Linked DNA regions of Homo sapiens: region 1 is linked to region 2. A link is a contact called in ENCODE POLR2A ChIA-PET data. All regions are on one chromosome and are shown on one strand. Each heading gives the region's core, a stretch centred on a gene start or an enhancer-like site at or near the end of the contact. The rest is flanking DNA. Distances are from core to core; before and after follow the strand shown.

Region 1 (2,700 bases), core at 178-2,677, 410 kb after region 2:
CCTACCTCCCAAAACAACAATGAAGCATACAAGCGTTGTGAAATGTTTCTCTTCAACAAGGTAGTCAGCTGGCTGCCCGCAGAGTAAATCAGGTCTGTTACTTTCATTTTGTGCCCAGAAGTAAGAACTCATTTTTGCTGCTGCTTTTCCCCAGACCTAACTTGATGGAGTGGTTTGGTTATTATTGACACTTTCACTTCTGCATGCTAACCTGTATAGCATGCAAAAAGAACATGAGACCTACCAAGATCCAATTCATCCATACCATTTCTACCTAAGATTGTGCCACACTCAGATCTGAACATGTCTCTTCTTGTCACAGGGCACACATTAATACCTCTTGTCCTACCCCTTGCTCCAAGAACATTTTATAGGAACACTAACAGCAGTGTTAGTGTTTACTCCCTGTACTGTTACATGTATATGGGAGAGGGGGTGCATTGATAGGTGCACTTACCATTGTAATGATATAGTAATGTGCTTGCTTTCCCCATTGGACAGTGAGTTTCTCAAAGGCCAGGGCCCGAACTTTCCTTAAGGCTGTGCACATAGCATGTGGCACGAGATAGGCTGTCCAAAAATATTTGATGGGCTGAACTATTTGAGGGGGAAGGAGCATGGATAAATGTTATGCTCCCCCTTCTCTGTTGGTATAAATCATTCTGGAATTCCATTTTACCACTCCAGCCCTAATATATCTTTTTCTTCTCTCAGCACCCTTCCAATAAAAGATGGCAAATGGGAAACAAAGTCAAAGTTGAGTCACACCAGTTAAGGTTGGGGGTGAGGATAAGGGTGAATAACCTGAAAATAAAGGAAAAGACCAAGGTTTGATCATATGATGCCTTTGAGTGAATTAGAAAAAGGCCCCCTTCCTCAGAGCAATGAAGCCTGTCAACAAGGCACATGGCTTGGCATGTGACTACCAGGCTGGATTTCAGCCCCAGTATCTCACCTCAGCTGGTGCTCTGTGTAGGATGTAACCTGTGCAAATCTATGCAGTGGTCCTGAGAAAGATTTGTTCTGTTTTATTTTTCCTTGCAGCTAGCCTTAATCTAAAAATCCTAGAGGTTCCTCAAGTATCTCCAATAATATTTAAGGCTTACCTTTGGTCCTTTGTTTTGCAGGTCTACAGGTCACAATGATTCTGGTGTGAAGCAGAGGATGGGCCAGAAAGAGATTCAAAATGCTACATCTTCAAATCACTTCACCTGTCCCTCCAGTAGCCCTTCAGGTCCTTGGCATCTTCAACTCCTGCTATCCTCACATGTAATGACCCTCAAATTAAGTTCTACAAATTACCCAGATCAGAGATATGTTCCTTAAAGATTAAGCTGCTTTAAAGTTGAAATTGAGATGAAGGCTCTCAAAATCCCAAAGAACAATGCACAGTTATGCGTCTGTTTGCCAGGGACAGTACTACCAACTGATATCACACCAAAATCCATTTCCATGCCTACTTCTCATTGGTTTCTTGCCAGCCTGCTTTCGTTCTGATTGGCTGCCTACATTATCCCCACCCCCAATCCAGAAGAAGCCAAGTGATCTAGTTCTTGGGAAGCTTTCATTTTTTAACACTCAAGTTACGTAAGTACCCACAACTGTTTTAACTGATTTTTTTTTTTTTTGCTGACATTGTAGAATGAATTCATGAATTTTACAAGTATAATCAAAGACAACCAAAAATTTTTACTTTTCCCTTCAAAAGCTAAGTGTAGTGTAGCTCCCCTGTAGTCTAAGTTAGAGAAGAATACTAACAGCGTGTTTTTCCTTCTGTGCTCAGCAAGCCTTATCTGTACTTGCTAGTTTCACATTCCTTGAGGCTCAGGGAGTTCCTGTTTCACCTCCCTAGCGCAGCTGCAAAGTTACAAGGTTAATACAGAAACATGGTTTCCCAGGGATGTGGAACACGTAGCATAGATAAATGTAAAAGACTGATCAACTGCCTTTGTTCTCGCTCTTGTAAGTACGCTTCCTGCATCACGTAGCTCCTGGCCACTGACTGCTTAAAAGGTGGCTGCTTTCTTTGTCCAGGGCTCAGACTTTCCTGGACGCTAGTCCTACTGAGCCAGGTGATCACCTTTTAATAAAGACCTTTCCTGAACTCACTCTGTTCGGTCTCTCCCATCTTTGATTGTCCCAAAACAACATAATAGCTGAAATAGTCAAAGATATTAATGTAGACAGAATCTCCTTCTATATTTTTGATATATACTCTATATTTCTTATGCCAACACCATCTGGCTCAGCCCTAACCCTCTTCAACACAGTCTTGTCTCCTCTCTAATTCTTTTTCAGTCATACTGTTTCATTTTATTTTTCTACCTCTCCTTCCTTTTCAATGTTTCTCACTCCCATTTTCCTAACTCCTATCCATCATTGGTTTCCAGTCCTCAATTTGAAGAAACAATGTTACCCATTCTTCATGGGAGGACAAATGCATCCCAAATTCCATGATGCCTAACTTATATACTTCTTGCCTCAAATATAATTACTAAAAACAAATACAGTATAAATATTAAACAAATGAACAATAATCATCAATTGGTGGGTTACTTTCAAGGAAGAGTTGTTTTGTGACAAATTCTACTCTCTCATTCCTATACCACATTCACCAAGGTTGCTGCACATCATCTTCTTGAGGGCACCAAGGAGAACATCACAGCAGTAAGATTACACCTTCACTATGTATCAAGAAAC
Region 2 (2,700 bases), core at 159-2,658:
GTGCTGGGATTACAGGCATGAGTCGCCATGCCCGGCCCTGACTTTTTCTATGAAGATTGGACCTAGACTTCCACCTTCCCCCTTGCTTTTCCATAATATCTCTTAAGATAAATTAGGACTATTGTGCTCCTTCATGCAAGCGTCTGAGATCTGTCCGCATTTCTGCCAAACTCTTCTTTGGTATACTGTTTTGTCTCACTGTGCCCCAATTTCCCATTTTGGATAACGTAGCACTATAGTCATATTGTTAAGAAACCTATTCAGTCATAGAGATTCCCTCATGGAGAATGCTGGTTCAATCAATCCATCATGGCCACAGACTCCCAGAATGCACTGGGAGGGAGTTCTGGAAGCTTCCTGCATGTCTGGTCTTTCACTTTAACGCAGGAGTAAAAGCATCCTATTTTCAGGGGACAAAGGCAATAAAAACTGTCCCAATCCTACAGAGCTCAATATATTTGGTGTAGCTTTTTTAAACATTGGATCTTTCTCTTCAACAGCTTTAAAAACCTAACTTGAATTAAGTCAGTATTCAATTGCTAAAAGAGAAGTAAAACAGTGAAGACAGGAAACCTGATAGATAAAACTTTTACAGTACTTTTGTGGTTAAAAGAACAAATAAGCTCAATATGGAACCAACTCCGAGATCTCTTAAGTAAAAAAAAGTTGGGGGGGGTGCAGAATTATACATAAAATATATTGCCATTTGTGTTAAATAATAATAATAACACCTGTGTGGGCATTGAAAGAATATACAATACATTAATGTATCTGAAAGAATACACAAGACACTAGTTGCAAATGTTGTCCCTGGAGAAAAAAATTGGAAGCCTGAGGTCAGGAGTAGGATTGACCTCTACTTTTCATGGTCTAATTTTTTAAAAAGTTTTGTGCCATTTGTTTGTCTTATCTACTAAAAAAGAAAGTAGAAAAAAATGTCTGCTGGGCACGGTGGCTCATGCCTGTAATCCCAGCACTTTGGGAGGCTGAGGCAGGCAGATCAGCTGAGGTCAGGAGTTCGAGATCAGCCTGGCCAACATGGTGAAACCCCATCTCTGCTTAAAAAAAAAAAAAAAAAATTATCCAGGCATGGTGGCACATGCCTGTAATCCCAGCTTCTTGGGAGGTTGAGGCAGGAGAATCACTGAAACCTGGGAGGGGGCCAAGATCGCCCCACTACGCTCCATCCTGAGGGACATAGGGAGACTCCATCTCAAAAAAATAAAAGCCTATTATGCCTGCCAAGAACAACGGCTCTTCCCACAAGCTTATTTTGGCATGACGTCCTAATCAAAAATGTGAAGACGGATTTGTTTTTATGCCCTGGGTAGGGGAATTCCTGTTTCCCACTCTCCTGGCACACTGGTAGCTTCAGTCAAGCATATTCCATTGGCACCTGCCCACACAGACGAGGAATTCCCTACTTCTATTACAAGTATAATCACAAGCCTTACCAGCTAAAACCAACAGGCAGCATAGGAAGAATGGAGAGTCATTCTGAGCCCTGCCAGGGACTGGGCTGCAGGAACAATATGAGTTCAATGTGCTGAGCACATGGAGAGAGGCACTGACTTGGGTAGAAGCAGGAGTCTTTAGCTCTCCCCCTTCTCTGTACTCTTCGTGGTGTGATAGCTAATTAGTGCCCTTCGTGCTTAAGGGCAATGCTCTGGAAGAAAACCTGTCAGAAGGCAAATGACCCAATGACCATAGTTTCCTGGGTAAATAAATGTTTCCACTGCTCTCTGGGCTAAGTGCCAGCATGAATTGCCACGTGCTAAAGTTAGAAAGAAGCCCTCTGTGGAGTAGCACAAACAGCACAGGCCTCAGCGTGCAGTGACAGAGTGCTAATGCCAGGCAGGCAGGCACTGTGCCAACTTAAGCAAGTTTCATAATCTCCTTAGATGGCAGTTTCTCATCTTTAAAAGTCACTAGAAGATCAGGGGCATTCCTTTCAGCACTAGCTTTCCATGATTTAGATTTTAGAAGTTGTGACTTTAAGTTTAATTTAATAAAAGAGAAAAAAACATAAAGCTTCCTCATTCCCAAATTTACTTTCACTCCCTGATCTAAAAGCCCTTGTGATTTGATTATTTTGACTGACTTTGCAAAGATCTCCAAAAATATCCTGCAACTTAAGGAATGTTCCAACTTTTTGAGGTGCCCTGATGAAGTAAGGGTGGCAGTGACCAAACAGACATTCTCTGGGACGATGATGCTGACAGGCAGTGAGTGAGTAAAGCACATGTGACTTCCTCCGTGTTGGAGTCTAGACTTCCAGTAGATCAACCTGGAGGAAGCTGACCTACTGGAACTCCAGACTCAGGTATCCTGTTCCTTCTCCTGAAGGTCACATAGGGGTAGAAGTTTGCATATCCTCAGAAGTCTCTTACTAACATCAAGTTTAGGCAATGTTGTGAAGTAGAAAAAGATGGTCCTTCTTCTTATTTGTTGGCCTTCCAACCATCTTCCCCCTCATCCTCCATACCTGATGACCTCATGCTGACTACCCCAGTGCCCAGAGACACCCCCACAGTGCCCAAGTCAAAGCTCTGAAGAGCCTGGCTCCAACCTCATTGTCAAGCTTTATTGCCACATATATCCTTTCTGTGTCTAATGATCCAGCCAACTATTTGTTCTGATCTCCTTGCACTTGGGTAGGCAGCCTGGTAGGATGGCACAAAGAGCATAGACTTTGGAGTC

Evidence for each region. ChIA-PET counts read pairs that join two places held with the same protein, here RNA polymerase II (POLR2A).
Region 1: POLR2A ChIA-PET joins it to region 2 with 14 read pairs in activated CD4-positive, alpha-beta T cell. The contact joins the promoter of SLC9C2 here to the enhancer-like site in region 2. POLR2A ChIA-PET finds 5 or more read pairs at or near these places in 2 of 52 experiments (activated CD4-positive, alpha-beta T cell and activated T-cell).

What each region holds. Positions count from the first base shown.
Region 1 is chr1:173,601,645-173,604,344 of GRCh38, forward strand. SLC9C2 (solute carrier family 9 member C2 (putative)) reads right to left here and starts at 1,428. Exons shown (of 28, transcript NM_178527.4): 1 at 1,107-1,428; 2 at 6-211. The coding sequence starts at 132.
Region 2 is chr1:173,188,988-173,191,687 of GRCh38, forward strand. All of the region lies in intron 1 of TNFSF4 (TNF superfamily member 4), which reads right to left. Among named protein-coding and RNA genes, the nearest start is that of TNFSF4, 17 kb to the right of the region's middle. Within about 2 kb of position 1,409, at least 27 of the 41 ENCODE cell types and tissues checked have a DNase peak (open chromatin) inside an H3K27ac peak, as active enhancers do.